Linked DNA regions of Homo sapiens: region 1 is linked to region 2. A link is an interaction called in ENCODE POLR2A ChIA-PET data of the cell type or tissue named here. Cell type or tissue: IMR-90. All regions are shown on one strand. Each heading gives the region's core, and the rest is flanking DNA. Links, peaks and the distances in the headings are about the cores only.

Region 1 (8,754 bases), core at 2,785-5,284, 110 kb before region 2:
CACATCATAAGAAAACTGAGAAACACAAAGAGAAAATCTTAGCAGCCAGAGGAAAAGGACATATTACCTTCAAAGGAACAATAACAAATAACCACAGTTTGGCTGACTTCTCAACAAAAATTACAGTAGCCAAAAAAAAAAAAAAGAATGACATCTTTAAAGTACTGAAAGTAACTGCCAATCTTGAATTCTACACCAAGCAAAAAATATTCTTCAAAAATGAAGGCAAAACAGAGATGTTTTCAGACAAACTAAAACTAAGACAATGTGACTCATTAAAAGTAATAGCATAGAGTTCTTCAGGCAGAAAGAAAATGATCTCAAATGGAAGCACGGAAATGCAAAAGAAATGAAGAATATCAGTGTAAATGTAAGTAAACAGGAAAAAAAATTGAGCAAAACAATAAAAATGTCTTTTGGTATTTAAAATATAAGCAGAATTAAAATGCATCATATATAAATGCATCACAATAATAGAATCTGATGGGGAATTAATAGAGTTCAAGTCCGAGCCTAATTAATCCTCAATATCTCTACTGAGATATAGGAAGCATATAAATGATAGTTGTATATTGAGGAGTTTGATCAACAAATGAGAGAAAAATGAAGTTTGATTATCTGGTTCCCAACACCCCTGTATGTGAGAAAACCACTTTTTAAGCCTTTAAAATTAACATTATTTCCAAATCCTCATGAAATGTATGAAGTGAAACTTATAACCAACCAAACAACTTTTACATGGAAAATTGCAAGACAACTTACTAGTAGGAGAAATTATAGCTAATTTGCAACCATGTTTATAACCAGGATCCACTCCCATTAAGGTGCGCCCTGGAACAGGGCTTGTTAAAAGGAGCTGACGAAGGTTCCGTCCAAACATCATTACTGATTCCTTCTCTGCATCTGATGTTAGTTTGGCTCTTTAGAAATAGAAGAAAAGAAAAAGTTTTTCATTCACCCAAATTTTCTTTCCAGAAAAGGAGCAGAATTCATTTTGTACAATTATTTCTCAAAGGATAATTTATTATAACAATATAACTTAAGAGAAAAATATACAAAAATTATATTGAGTCTATTTTCACTAATCACAGTAATATGATACCACAAGCAATTCTGAAGCAAGTCTTGTAAGTTTATCATACCTACATTACCTCTCTATCTGCTCTCTACTGTATATAAAACCCATATTTATAAATATGTGTATATGTGAGAAAGACAGAGAGTGTACGCACATTTGAATGTCACATGGGATGCAAACAAAAGTAGGCACAGTGGGCAGGGAGAAAATATCCCGGACAATGGAAACAGCATATGTAAAGGCTCATGGCTCATCATAGAAACAGCAAGTAATTTCGTATGCTAAAGTAAAAAGAAACAGCGAGACAGAAGTAGAGGCAAGAAAAAAACAGATCACAAAGGGTCATGCATGTTCTTCTCAAGAGCTTGGATTCTATCCTGGAGACAAACAAGATCAGCTGAAAGAAGTATACAAGCATGAAATTGTGAGATGAGAATTTTGAAAGGGCGATTTGTAATATGCATTGGAAAAGACAAGACAGAAGACCAAGATCATCTATGACGCTAGTTCAGTAATCCAGACAAAAAATGATGATGTCCTGAATTAAGACAGTCACCACGGAGATAAAGGGGAGGAAAAATTCAAGTTATAATAAAAGATGGCAAAATAGATAGCACTTTGTAACTGACAATGTAGAACTGATGACAGAGATAGATGTGAAAAATGACACATGGATGAATGATCATGACAGTCACGGGAATAAGATATGCAGACGTAGGCTATGCATAGTATACAGTCAACCAAATTAAGTGACTGCAAAATAAAATGGTCTAAAAAACAAACCAAGTGGGAGTGTCCTCCTCTTTAACTGCTATTCAGGTTAAGTATTCCTATCAGGAGGCGTATCTGTAGATAATACCTGCAAACTAACTTATAAACTGAAATAAGTTATATTATTTTAACCATGGGCATTTTAGAAAAAGAAAGAGAAAGTACTCTTGCTTATCTACTGCTAATGGAATTCAGAAACAGTTTATACATTAAATGATCCCACATCAAACTGTTTACATTAAACCTTGATGAAATTATTCCACATGCAGTGAAGCTACTCAAATCAAAAATATATGCAAAAAATGTCAAAAGTGCCACTAGACATAAGCAACATGAGAAAACAATAAAAAGAAAAACATACAAAAAGAAATTGAAATTTTAAATAACATAATTTTTTCCTTCAGGAAGAACCAAATTCCTAATTTTTAAAGTGTATGCCCTAGCTCTCAAAAGCAAGCGATGTTAGACAGCTTGAAGTGAAATACAATTCTAAAAGGAACAATATTTTTAGGCTACATCTAGGCTAAAATGGATGTAACAAGAGATTAAATGACTTTGGTAAAAAGAAATTGGACAACAGGACTATGTGTCTTTTTTAATAGTACCTGCTCACTCCCTGCTCTGAACCCATCTTAATTCAATGGTCAAGTCCAGCAAAAGAGAAACAAGCCCTACATAGGCTGCTAAAAATTCTAGAGAGGTTGAAGAGATGGCTACAAAACTACAGTTTTCAAGTAGCCCTTGCTGAAACCTACAAAGAAATGAGAATGAAGATAATCTATAATATTTTGGAAGGAATGAATTAGGGAATGTCTAGTTTCTAAAGATTGGGTGCAAAAACAAGGGTTACAGAGAAGCAAGAGAGAGGAGTTTTGCCTCCCTACATTTCTTTTCTTTCCATCTTCTGTCCTGAAAACAATTCTGCACCTCACCTCTTTTGCAGTTTTCATCTATATTACTTAGTCCTTCTATTAGTCCGTTCACATTGCCATTTTAATAATCTCCTAATATTTATCATTGCTGATAATTTTTCATCCAAATAACTCCCATTTGGAGTTAAAAACAAAGTAATTGATTCATCATGTACCCTACTGATTTCCTTATGCTTTCTTTGGCTCTCTTACCTCTAAAAACTGCCTCCAGCTGCAAGACTAGTATTGCAGGATTTCAAGGGGTACACATTAAGTGGTCAAGATTTGAAAAACATATCATAATTAAGAACTATTTTTATGATCTATGCATGTGAATGCATCTACAGATTGAAATCAAGCCTTAACTTTAACACTTTGTGATGCTGACTAAATTCTTTCGATTGGTTAATCAATCAACAAACATTAGCTACACACTGTAATGGTACTAGTATCATATAACAATAATCAGTACACAAAATTAAACAAGACAAGATATATACCTGAATTCTCTACAGAGAAGAGGATAAATAAGGCGTTTAAAGGAATCATTCAGTGAATTATATAAGATCTTCATTAACTCTGGCCTTGCAAAGCTACGTGGTCTCCACCTGCAAAACAGAAAAGCCCACACTAAAACTGATGCAACAATAAATAAGGCCATAAAAAGGCTCCCAAAAAGAAGGGAGATGGAATACAGAAGCGGGGAAAACCTTTATTGAAGCCAAAGTAACATAATCTGTGAGGAAAGGCTGTGGTATCTGAAAATTATTACTATGACATCTGGAGTTTTTATTTTAAAAATCCTAGTAACTATCTATGGTCAGATATAAAACAAGGAAAAAATTTCCTCTTCAGTAAAGGGTCTCCAAAGCATTATTAATAATGGCCAAAATCTTAAGATACAAGAAAGTCACCAAAAAATTATTACACCACTGCTACAGACTGAATTGTGTCCCTCCCCATATCCATACCTTGAAGATGGGGCTTTTGGGGGATAATCAGGTTTAGATGAAGTCATAAGGGTGGGGCTCTCAGGATGGAATCAGTGCCCTGATAAGAAGAGATAACAGAGGGCTTGCTCTTTCTCTCTCTTTCTCAACCATGTGAGGACACAGCAAGAATGCAGCTGTCTACAAGCCAAGGAGGGCAGCCCTCACCAGAAAATGAATCAGCTGGCATTTTGATCTTGGACTTCTCAGCCTCCAGAACTATGAGAAAATAAATTACTCCGGTTGAAGCCACATAGTCTGTGGTATTTTGTTATGTTAGTCCAAGTTAAGACAGCCACTGTATCCTTTTTTCCCCCTTTCTTTATCTCTTTCTGAGAGTTAAAGTAGACTGAGCAAAGCAGAAACTCTGTTTCAACCCTTGCCTCTTGCCATTTCTGAGAACTTACTCTATTGCTCAGGCCACAATGCTCTACCAGGCAACATCTGCATATGTAATGAGGACTATAAATGCCACAGAACCAATTGTTAATGAACACTGGGGAAAGAATAGAAGAGAAAATCACAAGCTAAAAGGACAAATGTAGCCTCACTGAAACGGTCCCTATAAACCTTATAAAATTAATCAGGAAAGAAAGGAGGGCTAGAAATGAAAATAAACCAAGCTGGCAGCACATTCAGCATTAATCATGAGGTCAGCTCACTCTCTGACCTGCTTCCTCATAGTTGTTTGGTGCCTACTGTCCTAGAATCACACAGACCCTGTTACTAGATTATAGCTCCCCTTAACTGCTCTATAGGTAACAACCTGAACATTATGAAATGTTAAGTTTTCCATTTGAATACTCTTTCAGGTCCTGTGTACCAATGAAACTACTGACATCAGCTACTATGAAAGACTCCCACCAAGAAGCTGACTCACCAAACAGTACAGTTTCCATATGCTGATGATTTTATCCCCCTTACCCCAACCAATCAAAGACCACAAATTTCCAGCTCCTTTCCCTCCACGATCCCCTTAAAAATCCTAGCCCAGGCTGGGCACAGTAACTCACATCTGTAATCCCAGAGTATGGCCTTCCAGAGGCCAAAGTGGGAGGATCACTTGGAGTTCAAGACTAGTCTGGGCAACATAGCCAGACCTTGTCTCTACAAAAAATAAAAATTTAGCTGGATGTGTTGGTGTGTGCCTGTAGTCCCTGCTACTTAGAAGGCTGAAGCAGGAGGATCACTTGAGCCCAGGAGGTTGAAGCTGTAGTAAGCCATGATGCACCACTGCACTACAGCTAAGCAACAGAGACCCTTTCTTAAAAACAAAAACAAAACAAACAAAAAAAACCCAGCCCAGAATTTTTTGGAAAAATGGATTTCAAGGCCTCCTCCCATCTCTTCACTCAGTGCCCTGCAATCATTAAACCCTTTTTTTTTTTTTTTTTTTTGAGACGGAGTCCTGCTCTGTCGCCCAGGCTGGAGTGCAGTGGCGCGATCCCGGCCCACTGCAACCTCCACCTCCTGGGTTCATGCCATTCTCCTGCCTCAGCCTCCTGAGTAGCTGGGACTACAGGCGCCACCATACCCGGCTAATTTTTTGTTTTTGTATTTTTAGTAGAGATGGGGTTTCACTGTATTAGCCAGGATGGTCTCGATCTCCTGACCTCGTGATCTGCCCATGTCAGCCTCCCAAAGTGCTGGGATTGCAGGCGTGAGCTACCTCGCCAGGCCCATTAAACTCTTTTCTCTGCTACAAACCCTGCTGTCTTGGTGTATTAGTCTGTTACGGCACAGTGGGCATATAAACCTGTTGGTCCTATGATACTATCCATTCTGTGTTTTCATCCATCTACAGCATCTCTGCCCTTGCCCTCTTGAATGAAAACCATTAACAAAATATTAATTAATATTACCTTAAGGGTACTCTCATCCCCTTTACTTATCTTAGGCTAGGAAATGAACTACATTTCACTGAACAAACATTTAAGCACTTACAATGTTTTATTCCAAAGATTACATAATAGCAACTAACTGAATCTCTTCCATAGAAAGTGTCATACAGTTTTTAAATTTTAGTGGAAGTGCTTTTAGGCAGGATATACATCCTTCCTTCCACCTAAATCCCTGCTGCTCCCTACTGTAACATTTGCCTGAAGGAATTAGGGATACAGAGGAGTAGGATTTCTCTACTCCATTGAAAAAAGGCATGAATTCAACAAACACACCTTTTTTCAATGAAACAAATATCTAAACAAATGTATGGCACAATAAATGTAAAAACAGAAATAAATGTTAAAGATATGAAGAGCTCAAAAGCAGAAGTGACAGCAAACAGCAGTATAATATACTAGTTAAAAGTATGATCTGTTCTGCTCTATGCTCTATTACTTTTTTTTTTTTTTTTTTTTTTTTTTTGAGACAGAGTCTCATCTCATTCTGTCACCCAGGCTGGAGTGCAGAGGCACAATCTTGGCTCATTGCAACCTCCACCTCCCAGGTTCAAGCCATTCTCCTGCCTCAGCCTCCCGAGTAGCTGGGACTACAGACGTGCGCCATCCCGCCCAGCTAATTTTTGTATTTTTAGCAGAGACAGGTTTTCACCACTTTGTGCAGGCCAGTCTCGAACTGCTGACCTCAAGTGATCTACCTGCTTTGGCCTCCCAAAGTGCTGGGATTATAGGCGTGACCCACCATGTCTGGCCTTGCTCTATGTTCATGGTGGATTTACTTAAGTATATCTGTGCTACTATTTCTTCATCAGTAAAATGGGAGTAATAATAGTCTACTTCATTGAATTGTTGTGAGTTAACATAAGCAAGGGACTTATAATGGTGCCTAATACATTCTATGTAAGTTTTTGCTGCTGCTGCTGCTGCTGTTATTATTAATATGGGGAATCCAATGTCAAGAAAGACTTCCCAAAAGAAACATCTGAGATAGGTTTTTTTAATGAATTGTAGTTTGCCAAGCAAGACAAAAGAATAAGGGCATTCTGGGAAGAAATTATAGCATATGTAAAAGCTTAGAGGCATGAAAAAGCACGGTAAATTGAAGTAACTATAAGGTTAGCGCTTCTAGGAAATAAAGTGGCAAGATCAACAGGAGGAAAGATGAGGGTAGAAAATGTGGCAGTGGCTGGATCATAAAGGGTCTTATACACAAAGCTATGGAGCCTGACGAGGTAGGAGAGAGAACATAGTCCTGAATCATGCAACAGTATGCTAGACAGATAGTCCTTAGAGGTAGGAAGACCCTAACAGAGGGATTTGTTTTAATGTATGTATCTGATTTGTCTCCTAAGGTGTTGCCCTTTAAGCCACTGCTTGCAGGAAAAAGCCAGAAATCTTAAATATCACCTACCCATACCCTCTCAAACCCCCAGTAGTCTTCTTCAAGTCTCAAGATCCTCCCTTGGCTTGGACTGCTCTCCTCCCCTTCCTGGAACAGAGAGCTATGGGTCTATTTAATACTTGAGGATGCCTCAATCATGCCCATTCAGTTGAACTTTAGACCACTAGACCCAGCCCTGAAAGAGAACAGCTACATTCATTTCCTACATTATAGAAACTCCTTTTTGCTCCTTACACCAAAACAATTCCTGCCCTTCACCGGCTTCCTGGGATTTATTGAAGGCACTTAGCATACTAAGGAACCTGAAATAGTATAGTAAATTCACAAACCCTGTTGCTTAAATCTTTAAACTTAAAGAAAATATGATGGGTTTGCCTTACAGGAAGTCATCTCAAAACTTGATTCTTCCTCTAATTCAACAGTTAAATACATCTGAATAAAACTAAGGAGGACTCACTTAAACCAAATATACATTGCAAAACACATGCTATGTATGTTGCATACAATGAAGCACAAAACTGAGGTGAGGGATCACAAACTCCTCCAAAGAAATATTCTCCACTTTGGCAAAGAAATATGCTCTCCCAACTTCATATATATAAGATAAAGACAGGCTCTCTCCACTGGGCTTTCTTTTTTCCACATTTAAAGTAGAGACAGTTTCCCTTAAACCTACTACATGAAAAACAGCAGCACAATTTTAGGGAGAATAAAAATTAACTTATCAAGTCAAAGACACAAAAATCTGCAAACTCAAAAGACAAGTTCTGAAGCCAGGTGTGGTGGTGCATGCCTGCAGTCCCAGCTAATTTGAAGGCTGAGGCAGAAGGATTGTTTAAATCCAGGAGTTTGAGACCAGCCTGAGCAACATAGTGAGATAATGTCTCTAAAAAGAAGTTTTCTTAATTTTTTAAAAAAAATTTCCTTAGATACGTTTTTATTTAGAGAGCAAATGCAGAAACTTAAATTACTGAGGTTCTCACAAACACAGCAACTATTTCAGCATCTAAAAAGCTTAGAAATCCTCTTCATACTTATCTTGTACTAGTAACATACAATTCCAAATGAGGAATTGTTCATTTGCTGAATCTGGACCTAAATATTAGTTTTAATACTAATACATTAGCTTTAAATTATTCCTTGTTATGCTAATTAACTTATGTAATGACAAGACTGCCATTTAAATCACTATTTGCCCTATTACATAGTTCTTAATATATTTATAGTGTGATAGTAACTATATCATCTACCTTATTGTTCAAGCCACACAATTATTTTTTTTTTTTTTTTTTTTTTTGAGATGGAGTTTCACTCTTGTCACCCAGGCTGGAGTGCAATGGCGCAATCTCGGCTCACTGCAACCTCCACCTCCTGGGTTCAAGCAATTCTCCTGCCTCAGCCTCCCAAGTAGCTGGGGTTACACGCATGCACCACCATGCCTGGTTAATTTTTGTATTTTGTGTAGAGACAGGGTTTCGCCATGTTGGTCAGGTTGGTCTCAAAGTCTTGAACTCCTGATCTCAGGTGATCCTCTCACCTTGGTCTCCCAAAGTGCTGGGATTACAGGCGTGAGCCACCACGCCCAGCCGCCACACAAATTTCATGCTTCACTTCACCTCTCCCTAACCAATCCACCCACCATTTAATCAGATACCTTGTCCTGCCCCTGTCTACCTCCTAAATATTGCCCAAATCTATCTACTTA
Region 2 (8,754 bases), core at 3,816-6,315:
CTCTTACCTCTATCTGATACGCTATTTAGTTTTCTTATTTATCTTTGTTGTTTATTTCTAATACCAGAACACCAGACGCTCTATAAATGTAGAGCTTTTTGTTCACCGCTTTATCTCAGCACCCAAAACAGTGCCTGGCACTTTGTTGAATGAATGAATAAATTGTTGAATGAATGAATAAATTTCTTGGCACATTGTTGAATGAATGAATGAATGAATGAACACAAAACAAGTGTGTATTTCTATAGTACCTACTATGGTCTAGCACTGTTGGTAGATATGGGGTTTGGTAACACAAAAGTTGTGTATGTGTAGTTCCTGCCTCTGAGGAGCATGGCATCTCGATAGAAACCAGTTGAATGAATTTCTTAAACAATCCTTCTGTACAGTTGAAAGAAGTGAGGAGGAGGAGGAAGGAGAAAAGGATATTTTATTTTATAAAAATCTATGAGATCCCTGAAGATGTTCTTATGAGAGAATGCTATATTATTTCCACATAGCAATTTGCATCAAGCTGAAGAATCTCCGTCAAGTCTGAATTTCCCAAAAGTAGGAATTTTCTACCCTCTGAGTGCCCAGGGCCCATTCCAGGTGCCATGGTGAGGGAAGAAGAAAAAGGCCCACTTGTCCTCCATTTGCAGAGTTTAAATGAAGTTCAAATTCTCATCAGGGCTTTAGATACAAAACCCTTTGTAGTTGGCAGCAACAAGAAACGAAATTTCAAATTCCGGCGCCTGAACTCATAGAGCTATTGAAGCATGTTCAGACAAAGCTTCCAGGGGTTTCACTTAGGCTAAAATAACTCCAGAGCAGGCCTGCAATATTTTACATAAATAAAAGCTACACTTGGCAAAACATTATATTTCTCTCCAAGTTCCTCTGGGTATATATGGGCTTGTTAGTAATTACAATCTATTATAATGCTAATCAGCATGGTTGCACCTGTTTGAGATTTAGTTTTCTGTCAGAAACCATGTGAAGTGGCCAAAAGTCTGTACTGTGCTGGGAGAACCAGGAGGACAGGAACATACAATTCATCGTAACTCACTGACATCTAAACAAAATTGAAACTCCAGAGGAAATATAACTGAAATCTGTAATACTGTGCTGGGGAAGAGGAGGAAAAACAGAAGCCTATCATGAAACCCAGATGCTGAAATGAGGATCTCCTCTCTCCTCATCCCTGACCTCTACCCCACCTTGAAGTCTCAAAGAGGTAGTTTTATGTTAGTGAAAAGTCACCTGTATTTGCCAGCAAGGAGTAGACTCACTGAGCTCCTGACCCCAAGAGATAGATAAGACTAAAAATGTAATCAAGCTTAAGAAGAGTTTTTTAAAATTTGAGATGGAGTCTTGCTCTGTTGCCCAGGCTGGAGTGCAGTGGCATGATATCGGATCACTGCAACCTCTGCCTCCCGGGTTCAAGCGATTCTCCTGTCTCAGCCTCCCAAGTAGCTGGGATTACAAGCATGAGCCACCACACCCGACTAATTTCTGTATTTTTAGTAGAAACAGGGTTTCACCATGTTGGCCAGGGTGGTCTTAAACTCCTGACCTTAAGTGATCCACCCGCCTCAGCCTCCCAAAATTCTGGGATTATATAAGAGAAGTGAGCCACTGCGCCTGGCTTCAAGAAGAGTTTTTTTTGTTTTGTTTTGTTTTTTGTTTTTTGTTTTTTTTTTTTTTTTTAGAAGGAGTCTCGCTCTGTCGCCCAGGCTGGAGTGCAATGGTGCCATCTTTACTCACTGCAAGCTCCGCCTCCCGGGTTCACACCATTCTTCTGCCTCAGCCTCCCGAGTAGCTGGGACTACAGGTGCCCGCCACCACGCCCAGCTAATTTTTTTTTTTTTTTTTGTATTTTTAGTAAGGAAGGGGTTTCACCATGTTAGCCATGATGGTCTCAATCTCCTCACCTCATGATCCACCCGCCTTGGCCTCCCAAAGTGCTGGAATTACAGGCGTGAGCTACTGTCCCCAGCCTAGAAGAGTTTTAAAAAATCATGATGAGTGAATCTAGAACTAATTATTGAGGAGAAAAATAGTCTTTGATTTTGCTTATGTCCTTTTTGAATAGATTTGTTTTTTCAGACTATGGCATCTTTTGTTGCCAGTCTTCTTTCCCCAGGCAGATATAAGCATCTCGTGAACAGGAAGTGTCCCCCTCTACCCCCCTTTAGCTCTCTGGGATCTGTCTTGTAGAAGCTCAAATAGTCAGTATTCTTTAATCAGACTGACTGAGTCTGTGCTCTTAGAAGTTCATCATTTGGTACAGTGCTGAAAAAGAAAGAATTCACAAAAGATTCAAAGCAGTGGACAGAGTAGTATATTCATTCATTGTTCTGGCCGTCCTTTCATTCACTGAGCAAATATTTATTGAATATGCCAGGTGCTATGCCCACTATGTCAAGAACTGGTCGTTGCTCTCAGAGAGCATACACTCTACTAGGAGACACGACATTAATCAAAGAATAACATAAATATATGATCTGTAAAATTACAACCGAGAAGCACAGCTTACTACAATCCTTTCAGAGCCTGGGGAAACCTAGATCTCACTTCTTCAGGACTGGATTGGCTAATTTTTTTTCTCTCTCTATGAAATGTATTGAATAGGGGAGTCAGGTGACTCCTATTAATTTCCCAGCTGTGAAATCAGGAGTTAGGATAGTCTAGATGCTCTGTAAAGGCACCTGTTAACAATGATCCTGACTCAGCTCCTGGACCCTACATTCTGGGCCTTGGCTACGGTTAACCTTCGCACCTGATAATAGTTTGTCTTTATTATTCTCCATGAAGTTTAGCCTTGTCTCCCCTGCAAAAGGGCCAGCTCCTGCTTTTTTTTTTCCCTCTTTGCCTTTCTTCTTTGTTGTGATCGAAATCACAAAGCTATTTTTGATAGCTTGCTTCTTTACCTACCTTTGTTCAAGGCCCACAAAAAATAAATTTAATTCTTAAATGGAGCCCTCTCTCTGTATCATTAAGCCACTCAAAGAGTACTCTGAAAACAAGCAAGCAAGCAAGCAAGCAAGCAAGCAGAATTCCTAGAATGTAAGGTGTATGAACCTATCTCCCTGCCTTCTGCACTGATGATTATCTCAACCAGTTTAGGTAGCTGAGAGAATCATCAATCAGCCATTAAAGATGGAGCATATAATTGACCAGCGTTTGCCAGATTGACTTTCAAGGAGTGGGAGCCTTATTTATTTTCAGGTCTCTGTGATCAAAGAGGTTGGGAAATGTTACAGAGTCAAATGCACATTAGTGTATTAAAGACTCAAGATGGTCTATCGCAAAGCGAGTTGTACACGTCTGTTTAACCAGATATGTCCCCAAAATATTTCATCATAGAATGCTTTTATTTGGGAAACATTAAGAACTCATGTTTTGTGGACATATTTTGAAAAACATTATAATTAGAAAAAAGAAATGGATATTCTCAAGTGGGCCATTCGGAAAATCAAGATTAACACCCTTTTATAAAACAGTGAATTTGAAGAACTGTGGGAATTCAAAGGAGAGGGGAATTAATGTGGGTTCTGCTAGTTGGCAGAGGCTTCTTGGTAATATTTTGAGCCAGGCCTTGAGGAAAATGGGATCTAAATAGACAGGGAAAGGAGCCCCTCTAAACTGGAAGAAGAATATAGAAAATGTTGGACAGCTCACGCCTGTAATCCCAGCACTTTGGGAGGCCGAGGCAGGCGGATCACAAGGTCAAGAGATCGAGACCATCCTGGCTAACACAGTGAAACCCCATCTCTACTAAAAATACAAAAAATTAGCCAGGCGTGGTGGCAGGCACCTGTAGTTCCAGCTACTTGGGAGGCTGAGGCAGGAGAATGGCATGAACCCAGGAGGCGGAAGTTGCAGTGAGCCGATGTTACGCCACTGCGCTCTAGCCTGGGTGACAGAGCGAGACTCCGTCTCAAAAAAAAAAAAGAAAATGTTGGACAGGCAGTTTTTAGCATTTTGTGTTATGAGGGCAGTCAGGAGACCAGTTAAGATTAAAGTAGGAATGCACTCCAGAAAAATTGCCCGATTAAAAAAACAAAAACCAAAACAAACTATCCAAAGAACGGGAACAGTAGCTAGAATGGATGTTCATTCATTAATCTATCCATTCATCTAGCCAACCAGCCATTCAACAAACATATATTGAGTACTTTCTATGTTCTAGGAACTTTGCTTGGAGCAAAGTGTTGAACAAAATCACTAGTGATATATTGAAGTTTTAATTATCCAGGAAATCTATGCTGACAATCTCACATGCTGCATTTCCAATTAATTTTCTTTTGTTTGTTTATTGATAGGTCTGATAGGGATGGAGAATAACTTTGTAGCATCCTTCATGTCATTGGATAGTGGTTTGTCCAAGTTCACAGATCTAAAACTAGTAGAATGGGCTTTGGAGTTAGTCCTCGGTTTGAAATCTAGTTTTATCAGTTTTGGCTGCATATTGGACAAATAATTTAGCCTATATGTACCAGTCTCCTCATCCATAAAATGGGAATAATAGCTACCTTATAGCAAGTTTGCGATCAATGGTTAACTACTTATTATTGGTAATTATCTGTGATTAATGTTTATTATTAGATGCAGGTAAAATTGTGCTTCTGTTTGGGGATTTTATTAGTAATAACCAACTGAAGGGTTGCCAGTAAAACCTTTCCAGTCCTTATGTCCCTCCCTCTTGGAAATGAATGAGCAACAGGAGTTGGGTTTGCTATATTCCAAGTGTACAGAACTACAATTTCACACTTGGTTCTTTTTAAACAGCTCCTAGGGTGGGAGGTGAGGGGAACATGGATTACCTTCCCTTGGACTGGCTTCTGTCTTAGTCACTGGGGACATCTGTCTCATTGCTCCCTTTTGTGTATTTGAAAAGCTGAGACATTGTTGCATTTTGACCTGAACATCCTCTGCATTAGCTTGTGGGCCTAGTGTGGTAACTGAGGCTTAAGGCTTTTTTTCACATCCCATTTTGTGTGGTCCAGGTGTATATCCCATTTCTCTGGGCCAAAGCATCTGACTTCATTTTCCTACCATGTGAGTCTTATATATGCCCAACCTCTAATGCAGTGCACACTGATTGTTCAGTTGTCCTGGGCCAAATTTGGGCAGTGCACAAAGGTGCTGCCTTTAGAGAGCAAAGCTTTGCTTTCCACCACGATGTTGGAATTGCTAAAGAGTAACAAGAGTTGAAGCATAGCCAGCCTTCTGAAAAGATTACTGTACTCTCAGTGAGGAAATATGCATTTACTTGTAATTGTTAAGAGCCTTGATCTTTAAGCTCGGATTTCATTTTACATAATTTACATTTAAGTAACAAAAATATATGTGGCAAGTAGAAGAGGATCACTTCTCAGAAATTGCTTTTTCTTCTTCTTTGCAACCATAGAAATCCTTTTCTTCCTTTAAAACATTCAGAATTCACCCAAGAGCAGGAGGTCTTGTTCTTCTGCTTTGTAGCTTTGTGACTTTGAGAAAATTCACTTAACCTCCTCAAACTTCTGTTTGCTAATTTAAAAAAAGGGTTAATAACAGTCATCTTTTGCAGTTTGTTGAGTTGCTGTGAGGATTAAATAAGATAGATGTAGGTGAAATGTTTGGGCATTTAAGTAAGCATCAACTCTCTGCCCCAGTTGATGAGCAACTGTGAGCTTCTGCAGAGTCACCACGTCTTGAAGTAGAAAAAAAAGTTTCTCTTTGGTACCCATGCTCCTTTGTCTTCTTTGCTTCTTCATGACACCATCCTATTTCTCTTGCAGGTGCACTGAGCCCAGAGTTGCCAGAGGAAATACAGGATGCTCAGTTAAATTTGAATTGCAGGTAAACAATGAATACTTTTTTTTCTATAGATATGTCCTAGGTATTGCATGGGACATTCTTATACTACAAAAGTATTTGTTGTTCATATGCAATTCAAATTTAGCTTGGCCTTCGATTTTTCTTTGCTAAAGCTGGCAACCTAGGCTTCTGCTTCCCACTACCCCAATAATGAAACATGCCCAGGAATGGATCTGCTTGTCCTCTTGTCCCTGTGAGGGCAGAGGAGGGAAACGTAGCCTCTTGTTAAAATAATTCCAGCCTTGGTGTAAGTAGGTAACATATTTTTGATGAGGGACCCCTTTCTAGGGCTTCTAGAGTCATGGAGAAGGCCTCCTACCTTAACGTTTGAAGTTTATTCCCTGCCATTAGCCTGCTACAGGACCGCTTCCTTCTCCTCCCCTGATGGTGAATATCAGGGCTCTGTTCATAGAAGGTGCACAATTCCTGGCCATGACTACCTAGCTGGTTTTAAAAAATATTTCCTTCGTTTTAGAAAAGAATATCCCATTTAAGCTCCAGGTGCCTGAGTACTAATTCATGGAGACAGCTATAGGAGGGGTTTTTATATCTTTATTAGTCTGGTTCCCTGGAATCCAGGGGATTTGTGTATGAGTTGTGTGGGGATCATGGCACTAAATACCCTTCCGGTTGCTCAGAACCCACCATTGTCTCCTGCCAGCCCCAGTTGCCTACATAGTGAAGTCTGCTCATCCCTCCAGACATCCAGGGCCCTGTGTGGTTTGCACCTCCCCGGCTTCCATTTTCTGCCAGGTGGATCTCTTATCCTCTGGGGTAGGAACCTTCTGCTTGAGGGCTTGTTTCTAACTTTCATACCCAAACTCTTTCTATCCCTTCTTTGTGCTCTGCTCTCCCATATCCCCATCCCTGGGATACTCTAACCAGCCATCCAAATCCCCTTCTCTTTGGGCGATCATTCCCAGAATTCTCCAGGCTACAGCTCTTTTGGCTCTTGGAATTGCGGTAACATTTACTGTTTGTGCCCTCCGTTTAAAATTACTGATGCCCAGTGTTGATGCTTTCTCTCTTTTCTTTAGCAGACACAGAAGAGGTCTGTTCCTGAGGGTAAAACTCCTGCCTTTTTGTGCTAATGCTTGGCATATTGCCCCACACATAACAGATGCTTGATTGGTTAAATTTAAAAACAAATTTATTTAAGTGGGGGTCTTCCTCTGTCACCCAGGCTAGAATGCAGTGGTGTGATCATAACTCACTGCAACCTTGAACTCATGGGGTCAAGGGATCCTCTTGCCTCAGCCTCCCAAGTAGCTGGGATTATAGGCACACACTACCATGCCTAGCTAATTTTTAAAAGTTTTTTGTAGAGGCTGGGTACAGTGGCTCATGCCTGTAATCCCAGCACTTTGGGAGGCCGGGGCGGGCGAATCACCTGAGGTCAGGAGTTCGAGACCAGCCTGGCCAACATGGTGAAACCCCATCTCTACTAAAAATACAAAAAGTAGCCGGATGTGGTGGCACACACCTGTAATCCCAGCTACTTGGGAGGCTGAGGCACGAGAATAGCTTGAACCCTGGAGGGGGAGGTTGCGGTGAGCCGAGATCACACCACTGCACTCCAGCCTGGGTAACAGGTTGAGACTCTGTCTCAAAAAAAAATTTTTTTTTATCGAGATGGAGTCTCACTGTGTTCCCCAGGCTGATCTCAAACTCCTGGCATCAAGTGATCCTCTCACTTCGGCCTCCCAAAGTGCTGGGATTATAGGCGTGAGCCACCATGCCCAGCCTGGTTAAGTAAAATTTTAACATGAATTTATAATATTGATCTAAATAATAGACTTCCTTTGGGTATTTGCACTAGGGTATTCTCCTTTCTTCCATAACTGAAGAGAGTGTAGTATTGTAAAAAAAATTGCATGCACGCACACACCTGTATGAACTTTAAAAAAGGAAAAGGCCAACACATGAGGAGGATTTTTATCTTTTACTTCAGCATTATTGTTAAAAATTAGTTATGTTTATTTTTTAGAGCAGTTTTAGGTTTATAAAAAAATAGGGCAGAAAGTACTGAGTTCCCATATACCCCCTCACCTCCACACCTAGTTTTCCTTGTTATTATATATGTTTTAACTTCAAAAAAAAAAAAGTGAAAAAGGATGCAGCACAACCACCAGATATGGAACCAAGTGGCACTGTGGTTAAGTGGAAGGGCTTTATATGACAGGGAGATGGATTCTAATCCTGGTCCCACCACTGAACCAGTCGTGTGACCTTTTGACAAGTTGTGTAACCTCTCTGAGGTTTCTTCATCTGTAAAACTAAGTCAGTACTATCTATCTAATTGTGTTTGAAATAAATAATATAATGCATAGAAAGTGCATAGAAAAGTTCTTGTCACGGCTGGGCACGGTGGCTTATGTCTGGAATCCCAGCACTTTGAGAGGCCGAGGCGGTTGTATCACTTGAGGTCAGGAGTTCGAGACCAGCCTGGCCAACATGGAGAAACCCCGTCTGTACTAAAAATACAAAAATTAGCCGGGGATGGTGGTGAGCGCCTGTACTCTCAGCTACTCAGGAGGCTGAGGCAGGAGAATCGCTTGAACCTGGGAGGTGGAAGCTGCAGTGACTGAGATGGCGCCAATGCACTCCAGCCTGGGTGAGAAAAGTGCTTGTCATGTGATAGAACACACAAAAATGTTTGCTATTGCTATTATAATACTATTGTAAAATATAAATTGTGGATGATGTGGTTTGGGACTGAAGATATTGTCGAAGAATCCATTTGGTTTATAATTCTTTATGTCCGACAGTTACTTGGGGCTAGGGGTTGCTTGTCATCTCAGTGGTGTGTCCTAGACGGATGGTCTTTCTCCTTATAATGAGTTACATAGGAAATGGCTGTGGTTTGCCAAATGTCTATTTGCTGCCCACTGTCAAGCATTTATAGGCTAG

What was found. Peaks named below come from ENCODE experiments on the same cell type or tissue, not always from the same donor. Only the 100,000 strongest peaks of a DNase experiment are listed, where the experiment ranks them.
Region 1: POLR2A ChIA-PET joins it to region 2 with 5 read pairs; 7 of 35 experiments call an interaction of 5 or more read pairs at or near these places.

Annotation. Positions count from the first base shown.
Region 1 is chr2:45,550,363-45,559,116 of GRCh38, forward strand. SRBD1 (S1 RNA binding domain 1) reads right to left here. Exons shown (of 21, transcript NM_018079.5): 11 at 3,261-3,368; 12 at 763-920. Among named protein-coding and RNA genes, the nearest start is that of SRBD1, 57 kb to the right of the region's middle. In IMR-90, for the core only: no CTCF peak of the experiment used is centred there; a DNase peak (open chromatin) is centred at 3,929.
Region 2 is chr2:45,659,859-45,668,612 of GRCh38, forward strand. All of the region lies in intron 1 of PRKCE (protein kinase C epsilon), which reads left to right. Among named protein-coding and RNA genes, the nearest start is that of PRKCE-AS1, 11 kb to the right of the region's middle. In IMR-90, for the core only: no CTCF peak of the experiment used is centred there; no DNase peak of the experiment used is centred there.